3 separate regions of the Homo sapiens genome follow, and regions 2 and 3 are each linked to region 1. The links are chromatin loops, found by intact Hi-C in ENCODE. Cell type or tissue: dorsolateral prefrontal cortex. All regions are shown on one strand. Links, peaks and the distances in the headings refer to the core of each region. The heading gives the core; the rest is flanking DNA. Region 1 overlaps AKAP6 (A-kinase anchoring protein 6). Region 2 overlaps AKAP6 (A-kinase anchoring protein 6). Region 3 holds the start of AKAP6 (A-kinase anchoring protein 6).

What was found. A loop is a pair of places that touch in the nucleus more often than their neighbours do. Peaks named below come from ENCODE experiments on the same cell type or tissue, not always from the same donor. Only the 100,000 strongest peaks of a DNase experiment are listed, where the experiment ranks them.
Region 2: a loop joins it to region 1, with 4 times the contacts of the local background. A loop is called at or near these places in 3 of 110 quality-filtered maps.
Region 3: it touches region 1 in a loop (4-fold over the local background); 2 of 110 quality-filtered maps call a loop at or near these places.

Annotation. Positions count from the first base shown.
Region 1 is chr14:32,510,254-32,518,688 of GRCh38, forward strand. The region is part of intron 2 of AKAP6 (A-kinase anchoring protein 6); the gene reads left to right. Among named protein-coding and RNA genes, the nearest start is that of AKAP6, 190 kb to the left of the region's middle. In dorsolateral prefrontal cortex, for the core only: CTCF peaks have their summits at 3,524 (motif pointing left) and 3,723; no DNase peak of the experiment used is centred there; H3K27ac peaks cover 6,741 bases.
Region 2 is chr14:32,361,322-32,369,756 of GRCh38, forward strand. The region is part of intron 1 of AKAP6 (A-kinase anchoring protein 6); the gene reads left to right. Among named protein-coding and RNA genes, the nearest start is that of AKAP6, 36 kb to the left of the region's middle. In dorsolateral prefrontal cortex, for the core only: a CTCF peak has its summit at 5,130; a DNase peak (open chromatin) is centred at 5,120; H3K4me3 peaks cover 1,478 bases; H3K27ac peaks cover 7,691 bases.
Region 3 is chr14:32,324,727-32,333,161 of GRCh38, forward strand. It overlaps AKAP6 (A-kinase anchoring protein 6), which reads left to right and starts at 4,572. Exons shown (of 14, transcript NM_004274.5): 1 at 4,572-4,682. RefSeq lists an enhancer at 6,537-6,831. In dorsolateral prefrontal cortex, for the core only: no CTCF peak of the experiment used is centred there; a DNase peak (open chromatin) is centred at 4,545; H3K4me3 peaks cover 4,127 bases; H3K27ac peaks cover 5,403 bases.

The sequences.
Region 1 (8,435 bases), core at 362-8,361:
CTTGCATATGCCAAAGAACAAACAGGCAAGCAAAAAGCCACCGAATTATTAAAAAGTATTCCATGTTCCTATAATAAATTATATAAGTAAACATATGGATACATATATATATGTGTATATATATGTGTATATATATATGTGTATATATATGTATATATATGTATATATATACATATATATATGTGTATATATATATACATATATATGTGTATATATATATATACATATATATATGTGTATATATATATATATGAAGAATTACCTACAATCTTATTCCCTGGAGATATTTTGATACAATTTCTCTGTATACTTGTTTTTACTTTGTGCTCACATGGTTTTTCTAAGCTTTTGTTCTACCACTTATATAGCCTACTTATAGACCTTAAGCTGTGTCTGTACCAATGTTTTCCACCTAAGATAGACCTATTCTTTCTATAGAGAACAAATGCTATTATAATTTGGTACTTAACTACTTTTTCTAACTTCAAGATGGCCTCTTGGCCCTCATCATATGATCACAGAATATTTGTTCATTTCAAGGAAGCATTCATTTAGTTTTTCGTGTTAGCTCTAGTTATGTGAAATCTCTGGAGTCATGCTGGCCAATCTAATCCTTACTGTTTGGATTCTGTGATAACACCGAGGGCTCCTTGGGGTCACTGATGATCTTGAGCTTTGCACCAACCTGAAGGAAGAAGGAGGAGAAGACGTTCCTCTGACCAAAATCATCCCACACTTACCCTCTATCATCTGTTTAGAGTGTTAGAACATTGTTGACATTTGTGTGAGCAGTCCTGGAGCACAAATCCTTGATACAGTGTAAGTGAATGGACAAGCAACACGGACAAAGTTTAATTGCAGGGTCCATTTTTTTGCTAGTTTCAGAAATAAATTTTCCTTAGGAATTTCCTTGTTGTCAGTGTTTTCTCTCTGATTATTGAGTTCAGCTCTTTTCAGGCCAGACCTCTGTACATCTAGCTTTCTCTGTCTTCCAGAGTCTGATTAGTGTCACAAAGATGCCATGCAATTCCAAAGAGGCAAGATCTTTCTTGTTTCAGTGTTTCAGGTCTTTCTTTAATTCATTCTGTTTACAGAAATCATCTACTGCTACCTTCTTGGTTTTTTTTTTTTTTTTTTGAGACGGAGTCTCACTCTGTGGTCCAGGCTGGCTGGAGTGCAGTGGTGGATCTCAGCTCACTGCAACCTCCACCTCCTGGGTTCAAGCAATTCTCCTGCCTCAGCCTCCAAAGTAGCTGGGACTACAGGTATGTGCCACCACGCCTGGCTAATTTTTGTATTTTTTAATAGAGATGGGGTTTCACCATGTTGGCCAGGCTCGTCTAGAACTCCTGACCTCAGGTGACCCACCCACCTCGGCCTCCCAAAGTGCTAGGATTACAGGTTGTATTAACTATTGATAACCCCTTTATATATTTAGTTCCCCATACCAGTTCTTTTTGTTCGGCCGTCTACTTTTGGCCACACATTTTTTCCTCTTTTCACTGAGCTAAACTGAGTGCTGAATTGCAGTAATAATCTCATTTTAAATGTCTCGTTCATCTTTCTCTTTCCTGTGTTTTAAAATTTTATCTTTAATAGTGTACCTTACTATTTGTAAGTCACCTGCCTTCTCCCCTCTGTTTTGGAAGCAGGTAAAGTATAAATCATAGAGAGATCATATAAGTTGTCCCATCCTTGTAAATCTCTCACATAGTCTTATGCATATTTTCTGTATCTCCAGCTCAGTTGTCCCTCATTTTGTTTCTTTAATTTTATTACTTACTTTACTTGTTAATTTACTTGTAGACATTTGGATTTTCACTAGACATTCACAAGATGGTTTCTGTCTGTAGTTAAATAGTGGTGGGATGGGCATAAGATTTAGGGTACTGTGGAGGGGTGCTTTTTAATCATGTTGATTAATGTTGAAAGAAATGACTTGAGGTTTGGTTGATATTTATATTTACTCAGAGCTAATTTTTTGATTCTGTTTTTCCTTTTGTTTGCCTTCTGAAACTCCACTCGTTGTTTGATATGAGTAGAATTCTGTGTGTATAATCAGAGAGAAGAAAGTTCTTTCTCACTAAGTTTATGGTCAATCTAAGTAAGCAATGAGTTTAAAAATTACTTTATAGACGAAATTAATCTGGAGGTTTAGAAAGTGCATTGAAATTGAATTTGTTTCTTAGCTGGCAACTGATTTCAAAACTGAAGCACTTTTGAGTGCTTTGAGGGATGTTAGCCAATGTTATAGGATTATTTGAATGAACCCTTCATCCTCCATTTTGGTGTGACATTGGGACATTAATAATGAATGATTACTGTACTTGGTGGTCAGATATGCTATTCTGATCCATGTTTATTTCCCAGAGGGGCCTCTGGAAAAGGGCAATGAGGGTGGATTTAAAACCACAGTATTGGAATTCGATAACTTTAGTCTTGCTTTGTATGTCTAGGGCTTGCTGAAGAGTAGTTATAATACGGACAGTCAGTCAAGCAAGGAGCAGGCAAAATACCAAAATAGATTTTCATAACTCAGACATAAGCTGGATTCTGTGTTTTAATTTAGGCTCTAATGCTCAGCAATAAATTTTCCAGAAAATGTTCTAGATTGAAAATCTATCAGTACAAATTATTTGGGTTAGTGAAAGTAAACATAAGTTTATATAAACTAATTAGCAAAAATTATATGTTGCAATAAACCCTAAGGAATTTTGAAGGACTGAAATTTTAGTCATGCAAAGTTTATCCCCAAGGGAGGACTAAGTTCTCAGATGTCTTTACTCCCCCAGTAATTACTCAAAGGCTTGAAAGTGGAAGATTCTGTATCTTAGGGTGTTGGGGTCACTCCAGGAGGTAAACAAGATCTTGCTTTGTCAAGTGATGGAAACTGTCCATAGAACTATCTCCTCCCTTGTGGGTTTATATGAAAATGTAGAAGAGGATTGGTAATCTATTCAGCTATACTCCAGGGCAAAGCAATCAATCAAATTAAAAAGGAGATGGAGTGAGTAAGGTTCACATTCCCACTCTTATTTCAGATTAATAAGTGTATTTTCCTTACCTATGTCTTTATTTCAATTCTGCTAAACTTAAGGAAAAAACAATCAGAGCAAACACAGTTAATAATCCTAGTAACCAGAATTAATGATATGTTATTTATCTGTATACCTGGCTAATGTTACCTGGCCACCTGACATAGAGCCCTAAAAGAATGAGGGTGACTGTGGAGTGAGAGATCCCTGCTTACACAAAAAGAATGCTGGGAATCTGAGGATCCTGCTGCTTTGGTATAATTCAGTTGCCTGCTTTGATATTATACTTTGTATCCTTCTTGTGCATAGTTTGACATGCATTCCCTGACTGTTGTTTTGCCATGGAACTGACTTAACCTCTTGGTTGTTTAACTTTTTATTTTTTTTCTTATTTCTCACAAAAGAAATACATCTCTAGTGGAGAAAAATTTTAAACATACAGATAAACAGTACAATAAAAATCATTTGTAATGCTGCCACCTAGAGAAAATACTATGAATAGCTTTGACATATTTTTTACTTTAGTATACATAGCTATACTTTTTTTCTATATAGAACTCTTTTATAACTTACTTCTTTTCTGGTAACAATATGCCTTGAACATCTTCTGATGCGATTAAATATATTTTACAATGTTTTTAGCATCTGTGCATTTTTTTTCATTATGTGGAATACCACATCATGTTAAACTCATCTCTCTTTTTATAATTTTTCACCATTATAAACAAGTATTTGACAGCATTTCAGTAGGTAAATTCATTATTGCCTTAGAAAAGAATCCTGTGAATAAAATTGTTGGGTCAATGGGAGGTAATGGAGCTTTCCAAAGGTTAATCGACAGCTTGCCTTCCCATCTACCCGATATGAAAGAATGATACTGGCTTCAGAATCTGGATTTGTTGTTATCTAATTTTCAGAACCTTAACCAAAGGACTTTGATCCTATGAGGCTTCATTTCCTGTTCTGGACTCTCAGATGTGAGACCTAAAAACTTGTGTCTATAATATTAGCTCTCAACAGACATACTGTAGTTGTTTAAATACAAATCAACAGTCAAGCCAGTTGCTGTGGATATTTATTTATGTGGGGGAGGAAGGCATAGAAACACATCCTTAGAAGCTGTGCCATGGTCTTACTGATCTAAATAGATAAAAAGTACATCTAAGAAAGAGCTGCCAAAGGTCATACAATGAGTCAGCAATGAAATCCCAAATAGAACTTTGATTTCCTTAACTTCTTTCTCCCAGTAGAAAAAGTACTAATGAATAGGTCAGGAGAAAGCATTTGTAAATTAACCTGTAAGATCCTTTATACCTTGAAACGCTCCAGAATTTCAATGGAGTTACTAGAAATTTACATCAGATAAAACAAATCTAAACTGCTAATGGATATTGATAGATTCTTTACAAGATAAAATCTTAAATGACTGTAATGAAGAAAAAGCAACAGGTGGTATAGGGAGTTGAAAATGAGACTCAAAGGAATCTGTGTATACCTCTTGCCTGGGAAAGGATAAGTAGGAGGGTGGAGGAGTAATGGCCTGAACCCAGCATAGCAACTAAGGAAAACACAACAAAAAGGGCCTCTCAGGACATTAATCCTGGAGTGAAGGTGGGGGTCTTAACTTTCATTCTGAATGAACCATAGACCTTTCCTCCTCAGCTTGGTGGTATGGATCTGCACTGTTATTTCAGGGCCTGTGGCAGGGTGACCTGCAGGAGTCCTAGAATGTATTAGTCTGTTCTCATGCTACTAAAAAAAGACATACCTGAGACTGGGTAATTTATAAAGGAAAGAGGTTTAATGGGCTCAGTTCCACATGGCTGGGAGGCCTCACAATCATGGCAGAAGGCAAAGGAGAAACAAAGGCAAGTCTTGCATGGCGGCAGGCAAGAGAGCTTGTGCAGGGGAACTTCCATTTATAAAACCATCAGATCTCATAAGACTTATTCACTACCAAGAGAACGGTGTGGGGGAAACTGCCCCCATGATTCAATGATCTCCACCCGGCCCCACCTTTGACACATGGGGATTATTACAATTCAAGGTGAATTTTGGTTGGGGACACAGCAAAACTATATCAGAGAGATACCTTTCAATGTACCTAGGACTGGAACTCAAGTCTTCTGATTCTCACTTAGTACTCGTTCTACTACTTGGAAGAAATAACAGTAATTTTACAAGGTTTTTCAGAGATATGTAAAAACTTCTGGGTAACTAAAGCTTGGGCTGTCTTATGGGTGGAGTACACAAAATAAAAGAGAAAGAAAACAAAAGAAAATCTTTGGGCTTGAGAGTACAGGTCACCCATCTAGCACTGTCTTTATAGATGAGGAAACTGAGGCTCAGCAATCTATGGGGATACAGATAACCAATACACACAGGGGCCAAGAATTCAGACTCTCTGATGCCTAGCGTGATGCAAAGTGATCTAGATACATTTTTTGCTTCATATATTCTTTTCATGATCATCTTGAAGCTTTCGTTTCATGGTTTGTGAATTCAATATCGGTAACATCAGTATGTATTAAGACTTCATTTACATGTGGTACTAAACTCTGTGAAGCAAAATAGACAAAGTGCTTGCCCTACAAGAATTTCCTAAGGCAAAGAGACATAGACAGAAATGACCTATACACCACTGAACAAACAAAGCAAATATATAAATTGCATAATTTTTGCCATGTGAGATGGTGAATGAAGAGATGCTTACAGTCTGTTGCTTGAAGAGAAGACCCATCTTCATAACCCTGTGACCTACAGTAGTTACATTGGAAAGAAAAACAAAAGAGTGCTTCACCTGGCATACCTAGCATTAGAGTTGAGTTTCTTTGGTATATCATTGATGACTATCTTCAGTGATTTTTGTCCTTTTTGCGTATTCTGTGATGATCTGCAAAGACTAGAAGGTTTGCTGAGGCAGAAAGCCTCTCAGGGTATGCCTTCTAAAACCAAAGGGCTTTTCCCTCTTTGGAGGAGAATTAATGATCACGTGTTTTTGTCATATTTTTATTGAGCCTTTTTTTCCTTCTGGATGGACCTTGAAGATGGTAAAGGAACTTATAAATTCCCAATTTTTAAAACTGTATAATATGAACTGTGGTGAACAGTGAGACTAGGATATAAGTTGTTTGCTCTCAAAGACCAGATAAAGACAAATCAGAGGTGAAACTCCTCTCTTCTGTGCTGAAAAAAGGCACCTTGATCAGGTTTCTTATAAATACCTGTCCTAGTCTTTCGCTTCAGTACCAGTACTAGTAGTAGTATTAAGATAGTATTGCTATTCTGAAACTATCGTATATGTAATGTGAAATAAAACGAAAAGTAAGTATGAGATCTTCTAATTCTATTACCACAAATTTTTGGGGTGGAAGAAAGGAAATACGGATATACTATAGAAGATATTAGGTAAAAACCCTGTATTCCTGAATTTGAATTGGATATATCAATTGTGAACTCATAGGTGTTTTATTTTTCAATACATGTTTTTCCTAGCTCTATTAATGAAAAAAGCCTAGACACAGTGACCAATTCAGTAGTAATGAACAGCCCTATTGCCTTGATGGTGGTCTGAAAAATCTTTTCCCATTAAAGGAAACCAAGCCTTCTTAGAAAAATATCTGATTTTACATCACATACAAGATGAGCAAAGAAGCTATCAAAGATTACTATTACAGAATAGTCAACTTGAAGCTAGATTGAAGGAGATCCCACTGGCCAAAGATGGGCAACTCTCAATAAGGTTAGAACTGCAGTGAATCAAAAGTGGATCATATATGTTTAAATCCATGAGTATGCAATGATATCAAGTAAGACGACCAGTTGGTTACCTTCTGAATATGACAGAATCAATTCATTTCCTCGAAAACTAGCTAAAGAAAATTAAAGAATCAAATATTTATCTTAACTTTCCTTTATGAATTTTACCTGTATGAGCAAATAGTTGATAAAGGGAAGCATCTTCTATTGAAGTTATTCTAGCTAATAAATGAAAACAAAATGATAGAATATCATCATGCTGGAGGCTGTTCAAAGATGGCAGAATAGGAACAGCTGCAGTCTACAGCTCCCAGTGTAAGTGACGCAGAAGACGGGTGATTTCTGCGTTTCCAACTGAGGTACTGGGTTCATCTCACTGAGGATTGTTGGACAGTGGGTGCAGCCTATGGAGTGTGAGCCAAAGCAGGGCGGGGCATCACCTCACCCTAATAGCTGTGCTTTTCCAGTGGTCTTACCAAATGGCACACCAGGAGATTATATCCTGCTTCTGGCTCAGAGGGTCCTATGCCCACGGAGCCTCGCTCACTGCTAGCACAGCAGTATGAGAGCGAACTGCAAGGCAGCAGCAAGGCTGGGGGAGGGGCGTCCACCATTGCTGAGGCTTGAGTAGGTAAACAAAGCAGCCTGGAAGCTCGAACTGGGTGGAGCCCACTGCAGCTCAAGGAGGCCTGCCTACCTCTGTAGACTCCACCTCTGTGGGCAGGGCATAGCTGAACAAAAGGCAACAGAAACTTCTGCACACTTAAACCTCCCTGTCTGACAGTTTTGAAGAGAGCAGTGGTTCTCCTAGCACGGAGTTTGAGATCTGAGAAGGGACAGACCGCCTCCTCAAGTGGGTCCCTGACGCCCGAGTAGCCTAACTGGGAGACACGTCCCAGAAGGGGCCGACTGACACCTCATACAGCTGGGTGCCCCTCTGAGACGAAGCTTCCAGAGGAAGGATCAGGCAGCAACATTTACCGTTCTGCAACATTTGCTGTTCTGCAGCCTGTGCTGGTGATACCCAGGCAAACAGGTTCTGGAGTGGACCTCCAGCAAACTCCAAAAGACTTGCAGAGGGTCCTGACTGTTAGAAGGAAAACTAACAAACAGAAAGGACATCTACACCAAAACCCCATCTGTCCATCACCATCATCAAAGACCAAAGGTAGACAAAACCACAAAGATAGGGAGAAACCAGAGCAGAAAAGCTGAAAATTCTAAAAATCAGAGCACCTCTTTTCCTCCAAAGGAAAGCAGTTCCTCACCAGCAATGGAACAAAGCTGGATGGGGAATGACTTTGATGAGAGAAGAAGGCTTCAGAGGATCGGTAATAACAGACTTCTCTGAGCTAAAGGAGGATGTTTGAACCCATCGCAAAGAAGATAAAAACCTTGAAAAAAGATTAGACGAATGGCTAACTAGAATAAACAGCATAGAAAAGACCTTAAATGAACTGTTGGAGCTGAAAACCATGGCACGAGAACTACGTGACACATGCACAAGCTTCAGTAGCCAATTCGATCAAGTGGAAGAAAGGGTATCAGTGATTGAAGATCAAATGTATGAAATGAAGCGAGAAGAGAAGTTTAGAAGAAAAAGAGTAAAAAGAAACGAACAAAGCCTCCAAGAAATATGGG
Region 2 (8,435 bases), core at 376-8,375, 150 kb before region 1:
TATGTATGTTTGAGGAGGAGAGGGAATAGACTATTGGTAGTGGGGTTCCAGGTAGGATGAAGAGCACATGCAAAGGCATGGAAGCATGGAAGCATCAGTCAGTGAAAAACAAGTTCAGGAGGCCAGTGCTGGAAAGGAGGTGGCAAACAGGGAAGTTGGTAGCTGTTACAAAGCACAGTAAGTAGTGAATCAGGGGAACATTAAAGGGAGGCCATCTAGTTTTTTGTTTTGGATTTTGCTAAGTATGATATGAGGGAGTAATTAGCTTTATTCATTGCCTCTGAAATCTTTCTCCTTCCTGTAGGGGATATTTCTACCTGCAGTTATGATTAGGATTGAATTTGTATTGGTTTTTATTAAAGTTGCTTTGCACTTTATAAGGCTCAATCCCAACAGAGACCAGAGCTCACTTGGGCTACAGGAAAAATAATTTGATTTCTGTTTGTTCATTTATTATCAGTTGATTGCTCTTTCCCATTCATTGAGAATCAGTGGGGTGTTGCTATCCTTCACTGCTTAAAAAGGGCTCCCCTCCTGTTGTGCAGGCTTATTGTTGAATTGTATGCCGGTTGCGGGGGCTCTTCTGCTGAGTGAGTGCAGGAACTTGGGCAAGTCTTTTCTGAGTTTTTTTTTTTCAGCATTGAAATGGAAATAATTTGCCTACCTCTCAGGTTTGTTGTAAGAAATGAATAAAATGATTGATTTTAAACAATTAGCTAGCACAGTGCTTGGCCTATTGTAGGTATTCAGTAAATGCTGTGAGAATCAGACTAGAACTGAGAGGGTCCTTGAAGGATTGTCTAGTCTTTCCCTCTACCTGTAGACCAGTGAGTGGCCCCAGCCTTCAGGTTAAATGTTTTATATTTAATTTTTGCATAGTTCCAGGCATGAAGACCCCACAACAATCTTCAGCAGTGGTAAAAACATTTATTAAGAACCTCCTATATGTCAGTACTACATGACTTGTGTGCGTTACAAAGATAAACAAAGTATATCATGGGTACCAGTAAGTTTACAGTACTGTTAAGGGACACAGGTGCATAGACAGAATTAAAATGCAGCACATTAATACAAAGTAATGTGGGTAAAATGTGGCAAATGAACTCTGTCAGACTCGGGAAAAGCTTCAGAGAGAAGGCAACATTTGAGCTGGACTCTTATCCCAAATAGTAGTTTTCCAGGAAAAGGTGTGTGTGTGCATGCTTGTATGTATGTTTGAGGAGGAGAGGGAATAGACTAGTGGTAGTGGGGTTTCAGGTAGGATGAAGAGCACATGCAAAGGTGTGGAAGCATGAGCAAACGTGGCCTGTACCAGGTGATGTAACTGAGGTATTAAGTAAATAAATAGCTGGTAGGGACAGGCAAGTTACAGAGGGGAGGTAGGACATGGGACTGGAGAGGTGAGTTGGAGCCATCCTAAGGAGTTAAGACTTTATCCTACTGAATAGGGAAGTTGCACAATCAGATCTATTTTTAGAAAATCACTTTTTTGACAACTTGAAAGATCAGTCAGTGTGGGGAGGGCTGGAAGTGGGGAATGTTATAGGTCAGGTGAGACAAGACAAGGGCTGGCATGAGGTTGTGACTTTGGGGCTGGAGAGCAGTAGAGAGAGCCAGTACTTCTGAGGTATATGTCAAGACTTTGATCAAAGTAGGACTTTGATGAAAGACAGAAAAGCATAAGCCAAAGATGACTTTGGGGTTTGTAGCTTTTGCTCTTCTGGGCACTGGAGCTACAGAGAGAAAACACATGTTCCCCTCACAGAATTTACTGCCCTAATGATTAAACAGATGCACAAAAACAAACTAACAAATAAAACCCCTACCAATAACTGACCATATAATGTGTGCTTTGGGTGGTCAGTTAACCCTCTAGACTACTGATCCCATGTTGACTATGTACTAAGTGCTGTGGGAACATGGGAAAACAAGCATTTAAGTCTACCAGAGGGAGTAGAGGAAGGTTTCACAGAGGAGATGTGTATTAGTCAGGGTTCTCTAGAGGGATAGTTCAAATAGGACAGATGTATATATGAAAGGGAGTTTACTAAGGAGTATTGACTCACATGATCACAAGGTGAAGTCCCACAATAGGCTGTCTGCAAGCTGAGAGCAAGGAAGCCAGTCTGAGTCCCAAAACCTCAAAGGTTGGAAAGCCAATAGTGCAGCCTTCAGTCTGTGGCTGAAGGCCCAAGAGCCACTGGCAAATCACTGGTGTAAGTCCAAGAGTCCAAAAGCTGAAGAACTTGGAGTCCTATGTTCAAGGACAGGAAGCATCCAGCATGGGAGAAAGATGAAGGCCAGAAGACTCAGCAAGTCTGCTCTTTCCACTTTTTTTCTGCCTGCTTTATTCTAGCCATGCTGGCAGCTGATTAGATGGTGCCCACCCAAACTGAGGGTGGGTCTGCCTCTCCTAGTCCACTGACTCAAATGTTAATCTCCTTTGGCAGCACCCTCACAGACACACCAAGGAAAATACTTTGCATCCTTCCATCTAATCAAGTTGACAATATTAACCATCACAAGGTGCCATCTGAGCTTCAACTAAAAAGGCGAATAGGTGGTTGCTAGGGAAAGAAGAGAGCAGTGGGCGTTCATTCCATGGTGAGGGAGTAACATTTGCCTAGGCAAGAAAGTAATGGAAGGAGATGCATTGTAAAGGAATTAGCTGGTTTCCCCCAGTAGACTGTAAGAAGGATGAAGTCAGGGGGCTGTGTGTCTCACTCAGTATCATATCTCATCTGAGTGGTAGGAGAGAGAACAGGAGAAGCAAGCGTGGCGTGGTAAGCTGCTTTACACTGGGGAGAGGATGTAGAGACAATGAATCTGGATTGCTTTTTGTAAAAGCTGAGCAGGAAAACGAAGGAAGAAAGGAGAAAGAAGGCAGGTTTTGGGGGAAAATAAATTGATGTCAAAAATGAAATGGATTTGGAACAGTTCATTATAGTACTTTCTGGGATTTTTCTAGCTATTGATACAGAGAAGTTTCCATTGTAACCTCATATTACATTTTACCACAACCAGGACCCTTGGAAAATTTGACTGGCTTGTAGAGTGTGGTTGCTGCTGATGGGCAGGGGCAGAGTAGTCTATCTGACTGTAGACTGGCAGCTGTAACCTCAGTGCTCCCCCTCAGTTCCCTACCCAATTTGTTGAAAGGGGGGTAGTGGGATTATTTTGGTGAATATCTAAGTAATTTATCCCTTTGTCTAAGGTAAATTATAATTTTTTTGATCTTTCACACTGGAGGTATTTTTCAACCTTTTATTTATTTAGACCATATCCTCCCTCTCCACTCCAATACTACCCATTTCCTATCTCGGCGCTGTCCCCTGCCCCGACTGAAGTGTAGATATTTCAAGGAAAGGAGATATGATTTTTACTCCAAAGAAAAATCTTGAGAAGGATTTTTTAATCATTTCCCACAATTTATATTCCAGAAGTCCCAGTTAGGAAGACTACTTTTTTAGATGACAATTGACAACATGAACAGCAAATCGTGACAGCCACAGTGGGGTCCCTTTTCTAAATGGTAGATTTAGGTTGCCAGAGATGCTTTGATTCTGGAATCAGGCATGTAATTTATAAGAAAAGAGTTAAGGACGAAATTATAGTTAATAATAGAATCAGGGAATGGCTTAGAAATTAGCTAGAACCTAGACCAACCCCCTTACTTTACATAAGAGGAAGCTGACACTCAAGGAGTCTAAGCTGTGTGCCCAAGTTAGCATATTGAAACAAGGTAGGCTTGCACTGAGTCCCCACCTGGACTCCCTCACTGTTCAACAGATGCTACAGATGACAGGACACAGTGCCATATTCTCTAATTGCTTCCAGGGTTTTCTGGAATCTCTCTAATCTCTGCAGTGATTTTCTGAGCTACAGGATGGCAGTAACTGTGTCAAGTGAGTCATGTCTGGACAATAAAGTTACTTTAATGATTAAGTCGCAGGAGAAAAGGGAGAGAGATTCTCCAATTAGGAGTCTTCTGTAGCCTAGAATGCATTTCCACACTGTGTCTTTATGCTGGGTCTCTCCCTTTTGTACAGCATTGGCAGGAACTTGCCATCCAAGGTGTCTGATGTCTCACCAGGACTTATTGACACCCCCAGGACCTGTCAAGCTTTCCTTTGGAACCGACCATATAATGTGTGCTTTGGGTGGTCATTTAATCCTCTTGATTACTGATCCCAATTCTTTCCTATCTGTATAACCTCCTCTGAACAGCTTCTCCCTGCAGCCCTGGCCCCCCAGGGACCCCATTCTCTCCTGTACCATAATCTCCCATGGGTGCCACTCCTGGGCCACTTGTACCGAAGTCGACTGTCAGAAGGGCCTCTGGGCCACCAGGCCATCCTCCTGGTCAATCTTTTTCCTGTTCTCTCAGCAGCCAGTCCAAACTTTGCCTCAAACCCCTCCCCATTATCTCACCTCCCCACTTCTCCTGGAGGAAGACCATGCCCCCTACTTCACTGAGCAGCTTTTGATCATCGAGTGAGAACATCTCAGCTTCCTGGCTGGCCCAGACTTGCTAACCACCATTTTTACCTACTATTTCCTTCTGCCTTAGGGGACAGGTGTCCCTGTCCTGTTTGCAGTTAGTCCACCTCTCTCCTGCTTCCTGGGTTCCTTGCCCACTGGTCAAACCCTTCTTCCCTGTATCTTCAAACCTCTCTTTCTCTTTATTAGTCCTGCCCCTTAGGAGGTAAACCCTCTCATCGTCTCTCCCACTAAAAGAAACAAACATATAAGCAAAACCACACACATTAAACAGCAATCCATTGTCCCTACCCTCCCCCCACTACCATTTCCTCTCTTTCCTACCCTTCCTTGTTTGCACCCCCTCCATGAAGAGAGCCACCTGTGCTCAGGCACCATGCCATAATTCCCCTGTTCATCCTGTCGCTGCCCACTTGCAGTGACCTGATGCCTGATAGCCAGACTCTATTATTTTATTAGCTAACAAGTCCTTCTTCACTTAGAACACTACATTTGAACTGAGCTTCATGCTGAGGATTCCTGGGAGTTAATTCTTTGTGGGGCAGTCCCTCATGGGTTAAAAGTCTCATCCAGATGGATTCCCAGAGTGTGTGCTGATAGCCTGTCTCCTACACCACCCAGTGGCTGGTAGTGACTGTGGGTGGGATGAGTTGTGGGGGAAGTCTGTGATCCTTGGCAGATACTCTCTGACTTCAGTCCAAGGTCTTTAGAATACTATTGTGAGAGTAAGACAATCTGTCCTGAGAACCAAGCCCTCTAGGTTTTAGAATGTTGACTTTAACTGGCATTGCATATTTTATCTCTTGCTGTGCTTCTTTTCTAACTAGAGAGTGAAATCTTTCTCTCTTTATATTTGGATTTGAAAATGCTCTGTGTGTGTGTGTCTGTGTGTGTGTGTGTATTGGGGAGTAGTGGTGGAAAGTGGTATGGTCATCAAAGCTGTAAAAAGCATTTTCATTTATTTTTAGTATGTTTAGCCCAAACTATTAATTGTGAAAATTGAGGTGTTCAAATCTCAGACTTGTCCCCCTCAGAGAAAGACAGACTTATGCAAGGTTATAGCACAGCTCAGAGGAGGCTGGGGGGAAATAAGTTCCAGGTCATACTCCAGCATGTTTTATAAATCAGCCGATATCCCTCTTCATGAAGCTCTGGAATAGGTTCTTGAAAAGGGCCTGCATGGTAGTCAAACATGAGGGCATTATAAAACTCCTTGCTGCGGGCTGCTCCAATTCAGAGCATGAATTATTCAGAAGTTGTTTTGGAAGCCCTCCTGGGAACAGTGGTCTACTCCCCTGGACTGGCTCCCATGAATGAAAGAGTCCCACCCACTTCTTCAGACTTGGCAGCTGGGAATTTCTTTCTTGCTCCACTAAGTCAACAAAACAACAAAAAGCCTCCAAAACATAGATCAGTGTCGTCAGTTTGCCTCCTGGAGTCTTAACGCAGGGCTCAATAATTCACGCACTTCTACATCAGTGACTGAAAGCATGATTTAAGAATATGAAGTGGTTAGAAGTGTGTGTGCTCATAGAATTAAGTGGATGTCAACTCCATCTCCTTGCTTTTTAAAAATTATTAATTGTTCAGGAGCTAAGTTTGTGAACATTAGCATTATCAAATATTATTTATTTTGTAAAAGATCAGATCTTTCTTTTCACCTAGAATTAAAGTGAATAGATTTTTCTTTTTCTTTGTTATTATCAAAAGTTGACTACTGATTTCAATATCTATTTGTACATTTTTATTATATTTTAAACAGGAATGGATGGCCATCAACTGCATTTTTATGATTCATATTTTCTCTTCAGTGACTACATCACCATTAGTATCCTGCTTACTAAGTCTTCCCTTTTGTTCTACTTAATCCAGCCTATTTTCCTTCATAGACATGTGGAATGGGGACAGGGATGAATTCCCAGCCAGCTCAGTGAGGTATGCACTGGGGCCTTTTTTGGATTTTCTTTCCAATCTGACTTTCCAAGCTGCTTAGCTACTTCACTCATTACTACTTTTCTTCTCTGCTATTTACTACTAAAAATAGTCCAGCTTTACATCTCCACCAACTCACAGTTTGGCCTATTATGAATGCTTCTGGAGACAGGAAACTCAGTGCCTCACAGACAACACATTTATCTTCAGGTAGTTTTGACTGCTAAAAAGCCCAAACTTCTTGTTTTCTAATTTTCTTCTATTGGTCCTGCCAGGGTCATACAAAACATGTTTAATCTTTTTTCTAGAAATTTGAAGGCCCTTCATCCTTCATTTCTTCCCTCCCTCTGTCTCTCTCTCTCTCTCTCATCTCAATTTCTGGTTAGCACTCTATTAATCCTCCTGATTGCTTTTCTCTGAGGAGGCAGGAGCTTAACACATGGTACCTAGAACTGAACATAATCCATTGCAGATAAGGGAGGAATATCATCCCATTTCATCTTTATATGGCACCTTTAAGATCGTATCAGCCTATTTCGTTAATTCAGCAGTTATTTATTAATTGCATCTCAGGTGGTAGACATTGTACTGGGTGCTGGAAGTATGTATAAGTGTGATCACAGAACAAACAGACTACCAGAGTGAGAGACCAATAATTGTTAGCTGTAAAGTATGATGAGTATTAGTCTAGGAGAAGTGCAGAGTGATGTGGGCATACACAGTGCGAGGACATTTCCTAACTAGAGGGTTGGGGAAGGCCTCCAAAAGGAAGTGACTTTAAAGGAATTAGGCAGGAGATTAGGGGGATACTAGAGGTAGAGGTGGGGGAAGGAGGAACAGGTACCAACATACGCAAAGGTCTAGAGGTGAGAAAGGAACTGAATACAGTACAATCTGACTGAAGATTAGACTGTGAATAGAGGGCAGAGATGAAGTTGGATAGGTAGGCAGTGCCCAAACCGTGGACCCCTTACAAGCTAATAATTAAACATGTGTTTGAGCACCTACTATGTACTAGGTGCTGTTATGGGCCCTGGGGTTTTGCTAGTTATCAAATAAGACCAAAATAAGACTAAATAATCCCTGCCCTCTTGAAACTTATAGTTTAGTGGATATTAAGAAGAAGAAAAAAAAAACAAAAACATGCTGAATAAATGTGGACTTTAAGGACAGGGATAAGCCACTGAAAGTGTTAAGTGGGGGAGTGATGTGGTTAGAATCATACTCTTTAAAGTTAGGCATATAATTTCACCCAATGGAGGCACTTTTGAGAATGAACGGGCTTTATTAATAATTATTCTGGGACAACAGGCATAAACTGGGCAAATCAGGAAAGATGGGCACTCTTCAAATGTGGTTAAAAACCAGAGGGAAGCAAGACTGGAGGCAGAGATTGGTCATTGCAGGGACCCAGATGAAAGATAGCCAGGACTGCTACCAAGATATGCAGTGAGGTGGAAGGAAGTGAATGGATCTGAGAAGCTCTTAAAGGAAAGATCTGTTCACAATAGGCAAGGGACAATTAATACAGTGTGGCACCAAAAAAACCTCCTTCCAGACTGATAAAGACCCAGAAACCGGTAACTGTTAGACAAAGTCATTAGATGTGTTACAGATTTCCTGTTGTCCATTATCTTGTCCACATCTCAATCAACATAGTTAAAATATTTGATGAAATTTAGATAGGTATACATATGGATTACATTTTCTAAACCGTTAATTTGGCAAACTTGTTAAAAACAAAGAAGTAGGAGGAAGTTAGCCTGACACAACTTATTCACAGTGATCATCCTTTTGATCCTGGGTCACTGTTTTCTTCCAAGTGCTGGCTTGTGGTTAGTGCACAGTACATTTATTAAATTCATTTAAAGAATCTTTTCCTCAACAGGTGAGGGAGAAAACAATCCATTTTAAGCACTGAGTTTATTCCTTTAGTGGTTGGCTTGCTCCAAATATAAATAATAGTTCTTTTCATTGTTCTCCATGATTTAAACAAAACAAAA
Region 3 (8,435 bases), core at 191-8,190, 190 kb before region 1:
GTTGCATCTGGTGATGACCTTCTTGCTGAATCATAACATTGTGGAAGAGATCACATGGTGAGAGGGTGAGAATGCAGAGATGGAAAAAGGGGGCTGAACTCCTGCAGTCACTAAATTACTCCTATGATAGTGGTATTAGTCTATTCACGATGGCTCCACCTCTTAAGTATCATCACAAGGGCAATTAAGTTTCAACATGAGCCTATAGTTCCAGCTACTTGGGAAGCTGAGGCAGGAGGATTCATTGAGCTCAGGAGTTTGAATCCAGTCTGGGCAGCATATTGAGATGCCTCCTCTTAAACAAACAAATAAACAAACAAACAAACAAAACCAAACCCAGAAAACCAAACCCATGAATTTTGGAGGGAACACTCAAACTATAGCCAATGCCTACTTACAAATAGGAAAAAAATGACCAGGAGGAAACATTTCTATAAATGTTGCTGTCTGCAAATGATACTACCAGATTTCTGTCTTGTCAGTTCAGGATGGCAGAGAAAGATTGGAGGCAGACTGAGTTGTGCTGAAGGTGAGAGAAGTTTTATTTTTTCCTTCTTCTGCAGCCGCAGGCTGAATTGGAGGTTTAGTGGTGTTCTAGCTCATTGCTGTTTACAGTCATATTTACTATGTTGCAGATGGACACCCAATGGAACATTAGTCTATGAAAAAAGGATTCTGTGATTAAATATAAATTAGGAAAATACTGCATACTATATTTCTACAGGAGAGTCTCAATGCATATTAGCAGATTGAAAACTCTTAGAAAATCTGCAACCTATTTAATAAATGCTGATGGGAAAACTGGCTAGCTACATGCAGAAAACAGAAACCGGACCCCTTTCTTATACCTTATACAAAAATGAATTCAAGATGAATTAAAGACTTAAAACCATGAAAACCCTAGAAGAAAACCTAGGCAATACCATTCAGGACACAGGCATGGGCAAAGACTTACTGATTAAAGCACCAAAAGCAATTGCAACGAAAGCCAAAATTGATAAATGGGATCTAATCAAACTAAAGAGCTTCTGCACAGCAAAAGAAACTATCATCAGAGTGAACAGGCAACCTACAGAATGGGAGAAAATGTTTGCAGTCTACCCATCTGACAAAGGTCTAATATCCAGAATCTATAAGGGACTTAAACAAATTTACAAGAATAAAACAACCTCATCAAAAAGTGGGCAAAGGATATGAACAGACACTTCTCAAAAGAAGACATTTATGTGGCCAAAAAACATATGAAAGAAAAGCTCATCATCACTGGTCATTAGAGAAGTGCAAATCAAAACCACAATGAGATACCACCTCACGCCAGTTAGAATGGCAATTATTAAAAAGTCAGGAAACAACACATGCTGGAGAGCCTGTGGAGAAATAGGAACGCTTTTACATTGTTTTGGGGAGTGTAGATTAGTTCAACCATTGTGGAAGACAGTGTGGCGATTCCTCAAGGATCTAGAACCAGAAATAGTATTTGACCTAGCAATCCCATTACTGGGTATATACCCAAAGGATTATAAATCATTCTACTATAAAGACACATGCACATGTATGTTTATTGCAGCACTATTTACAATAGCAAAGACTTGGAACCAACCCAAATGCCCATCGATGATAGTCTGGATAAAGAAAATGTTGCACATGTACACCATGGAATACTATGCAGCCATAAAAAAGAATGAAGCTGGAAGCCATCATTCTCATCAGACTAACACAGGAACAGGAAATCAAACACTGCATGTTATCACTCATAAATGGGATTTGAACAATGAGACCACATGGACACAGGGAGGGGAACACCATACACCAGGGCCCTTCGGGGGGTTGTGGGCAAGGTGAGGGAGAGCATTAGGACAAATAGCGAATTCATGCAGGGCTTACAGCCTAGATGATGGGTTGATAGGTGCAGCAAACCACCATGGCACATGTATACCTATGTAACAAACCTGCATGTTCTGCACATGTATCCCAGGACTTAAAGTAATATAAAATAAAAAAAGAAAGTCTGCAATAAAGGAACATGTTTTTAACACTGTCACTTTATCATAAATAATGATATATAATATAATCTTGTTAGAAAATTTATATTTTATTAAATTATAATTTTATCTATAAATGGATAATTTGTTCAGAATAAACTACCCCAAAATCTTGGTGGTGTTTGTTTCTCACTCATTGCAGCCCAGTGTAGGTCAATAGGTAGTTGGGAGAGGATGGTTGAGCTCCATGCAGTCATTCAGGGACCCAGGCTCCATCCACAATGTGTGGCCATTATCTTTCTGGGCTTCAGAGTTCCACTGGATTCTTTGCATCCAGCTAGCAGGACAGGAAAACATGAAGAAGAGACACTTGGTCTTAGCCACCTTTGGAGTTGATGGTTTCCACTTCTACTTCCGTTTCATTGGTGAGTGCCATTTTGTGGGCAAGCAATTTAGCTAGTCCAGGTTGCTAAAAGTTTGACCTGGCCTCAGGTTTGATGAGCCATCCATTTCTTCCCATCAAATGATTGACTTGCTTCTGGCAAAAAAGATTAACAAGATTCTTACCATCTTGAGAAGCCATATTCAAATCTGGAACACCTGCTCCCACCCTGTCCTCTCCTCTTTATAGCATGTGGATTTCAGCTCTGGAAAGACTAATCTTGTTCTGTAATAGGTCCATGTCTCTTTATCTTCTCCAGAGACTGAAGGGTTCTTCAGAGGTATCTTAAAGAGTCAGCTTACAGCAAATGAGGTTGGAGGCAGTGGTTGAGAATGGCTCATCAGTCTGGGCTCTGGGCTTCTTATCTTGCCTCAACCAAGGCAGTCCAGCTTTGATCTGTATCATTAAAAGAAAGGTTATATTACTAATGAAAAACCTGAAAACTATGGTTATTAGCTAAATCAATCATCTCTGCAGATGAAAAACTTGAGGCCCCAAGAAGTTAATCAATTGGCCTGATATCACACAGATGCTCTAGGAGGACCTGACATTTACAGTTGGGTTTCCTGACTCTCAGATCTGTACTCTTTGTACTGGGGTAGCTGCCTGCTACTTCTCCCCTTGTGTGTGGCATGTGGTCTGAGGTCTAAGATAAAGGGAGGGAGTCAGGCTCTGCTGATGCCACAAAGGACCTAAGCAGGCAGATTCACCTCCTGCTTTTGGTCTCTTAATTCCTCTCTAGATGAAGCAAGAACAAGTCTGTCTTCCCATCTAGGGCAGGGTTGCTCTGTGCGAGGCTGATGGTGCACGCTGCTGGGATATTGGCACTTCTCAGGCATTTTATTAGCTCCTGTTTACAGAGACACTGCCTGAATTCCTTCTGCCACTCATCCCACACCGCCTATGCTGGTGGTTAACAGTGCCATTTTAAAATCTCAAGCAGGAGGAGACAACATAATTGTCTCATGTTTTAAGCTTTTGGAATGTTGTTCTTTTTCAGAGTTGTGAAGACGGAGTGGATACAGGTCAACTTGATTCTGCTTTTCTCTATCAATGGCCTGCAAATATTAAATATGCAAAACATAGGCTGCTCTGTCCATATCTCCTTCTCCCCAGTTCTCACCACATGACGTTGATTTCTGCTCAGGACTGGAAAGAAGTGATTGCTTTAGATTTGCTTTTCTTTTACCAACTGGAGAAATGCCTTACCGTGTCTTGTTTAAATGTGGCTTTTCACACAGTTCCAGCTTTTGGGGTTGGGGAGGGGCACAAATAATCTGTGTGGTAGGCAGTTTTATTGTTCAGAAAAGAAGAAAACAGACCCCAATGTTTGGAATGCCAACGATTTAGGAAGTTTCTAGCAGGTCTGCTACTTGTTCCAACCACTAGGTTTGATCCCAGAAAAGACTCACATGCGTTTTGGCCATGAGAAGGAGGGGTTCCCTGCAGGCCAAAGGAAGGGTCAGTAGAAGTTGAGGGTGGTGTGTTGTGCCCCTCTAGATTCCAAACTTCCCTTTGCTGCCTATCTGATGACCAGGTGAAAGCTGGGTTTATTCTGCATGGGAAGGTTCTGTGGGTTGGTGTTCATCAGGGAAAATAACCAGGACAGACTTCATTGGCCAAGGGTTTGCCCATGTTTTGAGAATTAAAACTTGTTTACTTGAGAGTTAGAGTCATTTGGTCAGCTGTTTATATTCCATTTTTAATTATTTTTGTGCTCGCTGTTTTGTTCTTTTGGTCTTTGACAGATGAGCAAAAATTCTTTTTAATAACTTTTAAAAAGCTATCCCAGTGCTGACCAGGGAGGAAAAAGTGATCAAATTGTCTAATAAGGAAACATTGTACATTTCAGTTTTTATTTGCTTAGTACTAATTCTATTTTCTCCTCCCACCTTTTTTTTCTAAATGTATAACAACAAAGGGGGAGATAATTTTTGTTTTTTCCAAAATGCTTTCAGGGAAATCCCTTTTAAACCTATGGATTTTAGTCCAATGAGGAATCCTCTTCCTTTGGTCTAAATTTTGCATATCGTCTGTTTCTTACAGGGCTTCCGTATTGTCTCAGGCTCCACTGGAAATGCAGCAAGGATTCCTAGCACATCCCAGTTGCCATAGCAACAGCAGTCTTTCCCATAATGAGCTGCATCATCTGAACTGATGTCACAGCATCATGCAGCAGGTCAAACAAGGCATCTCCTAGTATTGCATCCTACAGATGTGCTGTAAACATCAAAAGAAGACGGTGGGATCAGGAGATGGTGAGTGTTAAATGTCTGGGCCTTAATTGCACGGCTGTTTTGTTGGTTAGTCGGTGTCTGCTAAGGCGGAGATTGGGGGATGTTGTCTCTGCTTAAAATGGACTGGGGAAAGAAGGGCTGTTTTACCTAAATCGTTTTTCAGGCTGCCGGGTTAAGACAAAGGCCTGTAAGAGTCATATAGGAATTAAAATATGTAGAATTATTCTTGCTCCAGCTCTGTCTGTTATTTTTAAGTGTTCTTACAGAATTTTTCATAAACATAAGATGATTTTTCAATTGCAAAACCCCAGATAAGCTTTAAAATGAGTAGTTAACAGTATTTAAGCATTGTAAAAATATAGATTTCTTTTTGGGAGGCAGAGCTAATTGGCCCCCTCTTTGCTCTTGTGAATTATGAAATATTCAGTGATTTGCAGTATGAAATTCATTATTTACCTCGGTTGGGTTTCAGTTTCTTCATGGCAAGGAACAAATGCTGAATAAGCATTTGACATAACCCTGATGTGAAAGGGGATCTCTTGCATATTCAAGACAGAATTTATTAAAAGCATAAAAACCTAAACCAAATGAAATTATTTGAGCCTTTTGATCTATATGGTAGTTCTTCAACCCATGTCCTTCAGAGTTAGTTGAAAGACTGCCACATATTTTTCCATCTCTAGCTAGTCTCTGAAATAGCTGGAGTTGTTTGCAGGCTGACTTGTAACTGAGAAAGGAACAAGTCTCCTCTCTGCGGCAGTTGCAGTGAAGGGTAACCCTGGGAGAGCCTCTGAAGTGGCAGTGGTGTTGCCATCCCTTGCTTAACTTTAACAAAAATCTGGGTATGATGAATAAATATCAGGGTCCTCAGTGGTTGTAGGGATTACAGACCTCTGGACTCAGTCATAACCTCAACTCAATTCCAAAACTCTAAACACGTATCATTTTCATTTCAACTCCTAGCTCTGTTTTTAGGCATCTTTATTATTATTATTATTTTCTAAAAAATTAGTCTGACAGTGTCAGATAAGGAGCAGAATGTTGCCTTTTGTTTTGGGAAATGAAATGGATTTCCCTGGTACAGCTGATTGCTACTAGGGGAGAGAAAGGAGGAGGCACATGTCAGTTCAATTGATCAATATGTCCACTTAGAATCAGGGAGTGGTCTTGTGGCTTAATGCTGCCAAATTGATAGTTTTTACTCAAAAAGTCTTACACGAAAGAATGGCAACCATTGAATTCCTCTTCTTTTAGTCTGTTTATTGGGGCTAAAGAGATATATCATGGAAAGCAGGAAAAGCAATACCTTTAGCTAGCTTGGAGTGATTTTTTTTTTTTTTTTTTTTTTTTTTTTTTGCACAGAGTTAAGTATGCTAGTCCCATTAGGCACCAGCCAGAGGAAAGGCCTCAGGTTTTAATTTGTTTGTTTATACCACATCACGCACATGCTTGCTACTCTCAGTCCTTTAAGCTTATGTTTCTGACATGCAGCTGTATAGGATGGGAGAGGTCAGCTCAGCCTGGCTTTATCGCAAGCACTTAGAAGCATGAATTGTTCATTGCCTGCTTTTTTATGTCATATAATGTGAGCAGAAAGCTCTGCTGGGACTGCTGGGTGTGAACACATCTAAGTCGAAAGCTCTAAGGTGACAGGGAAGAGTGCTAGATGGTGATGGGGGAAGGGAAAGTATGTCTTGTAGCTAGATTATAAATCTGGATAAAATCACTTAGTGCCTTTTAGAATTTTCTTAAAGTATTATTTCTGAAGAAGAGCAATGAAGAAAGACTTGTTTGGTAACATGAATTTCTAGGAGTAAAAAAAAGCAAAAGGCAGCATTGTAATGAGTTTTCTGTTTGCTTAATTCTTGTCTCTTTTGTTTAAAGTGCTCTTCAGCTGCTTCATCATGGTTGATTTGTTCAATTACTGGAAGTCACAAAAGCTAGATTCCTTAAGGGCAGTGTTAGAAAAAGTGGAGTCATGCTTTGAGGGTGGGGAAGGGCGCTGGTGGGTGTGGACTGACGCAGTTATCTAGTGGAACATCCTCCCGGTTCAGACAACCCTGTAATTTTTCCCCCCGCAAATGTTCAAAATGCAATTACAGTTCTCCAACTTTATGCTTTTGTGCTCTTTTTGCTCCAGGAGAACAAAGCCCTGGTAATGAGAGCTATCATCCTAATGTTTTGTTTCTTCGTTTCTTTGTAGAGGGCCACAGCCTGCGCTGCTCTCTGATTAGCTGCATGTCTTAATTACTGGCTAAGGCTATTTCAGTTGTCTTAGTTTTAATATATCCCCAAGGGGTAGATGGTGTGTGTGTGTGTATAGGGGAAGGGAGAGATTTCTCTATGGCTGTATTTATTGGTGCCTCACTGAAACTTTCTACAGTTTAAGGAATTTTGTTTCACAGTAATGATAGATCATCAAGACCATGTTTATTGGACAGAGTTTAGGCCATGGAAGCCTCACAAGAAGTTAATGTCCTCTATACTTTTGGTCATGGCTTTCACAAATACATTACAAAGTTACAAAGAAGTTAATTCTTTGCCGATAACTAGGCCGCATAGGGATGATAAAAATAATAATCATAATAACAATCATAGCTATCATTTATTCAGTTCTTACTGTGTATCAGTACTGAATTAAGTTTTGTGTATATCTTATTTAGCCCTTATTATTATTATGAAGTAGAGAGTAATAATCTCACTTTATAGGATTAGGTGTTATTATTCACATTTTGCAAAAACCAGTCCTTAGCCAGGCGAATAAACTTGGCTAAGGTTATGTAGTTAATAAGTGATTGGGCCAGGATTCCAAACCATTGCGATCTGGCTATGCAGCACACATGCTTACCCACGGCCATCTCAGTTTTATGACATCTTTACTGTATATACCATACAGATCAGTCATCTATACTCTATCACACGTACCCCACCCCTCCTCATTCTAATTGGAAAATCAGATTTCATATGTAGAATGAAATGTCATTTGCAACACTAAGGTTGATTTCACTGTAAGGATGAGCATGAATCTTGATCAGATGTGAATATTTACTTTGTACCCAGAGATTTAAGTAATGAAGAGTTGATGCTTAGACTTTTGCCACTGCCCTTGCTTGATATAACTTTCTAGCAGGATCTCTGTATGGAAAATGTTACATCAATAATTGTGGGCATGATGGAGTTGCACTCAAAGCAGGTCTTACCTGAGTCAGTAATGATTCAGCTTTGTTATAAACCTGTCTTATCAGCTATATTTGTGGTGCTTTGTTAACTTTAAGATGTTTGTATTCCCTGCTGTTGCACCAGGTTCTGTTCTCAACCTGGTGTTGAGAACAGAAGCAGAAACTTCTCTCACAGTCTGGAAAGTGTAATCTGAATCTATCTCTTAGGTTAAGAAGATAGAGGATTTATTTTGCTGAATGTATCAGTGGCTGAAACCAAACTCTGTCTATCTCTGACAAAGTACAAGAATGACAGTCTTGTGTAATAACCTGGAAGCCTTGTGTTTGAGGAGAGCTGATATAGTCATTTCTGTATCATCTTGCTCATCCCCAGCTATCCACGCCCAGCGTCATTATTGGGCTCTAAGGGCTGTTCTTTGTTTGAGTGTGGGGCTAATGCACACACTGACAGCATGTTGATATTGATTCCTGTATGGTGAATACTTAGAAATATTATTCCACAGGGCTCATTAGCCTTTTCTAGGTTCCAGGAAGAAGTTAACCTTTGTCCTAACCTGCTCCAAAGAGGCCCAAGCTTGTGTCTGCATGAGGTACA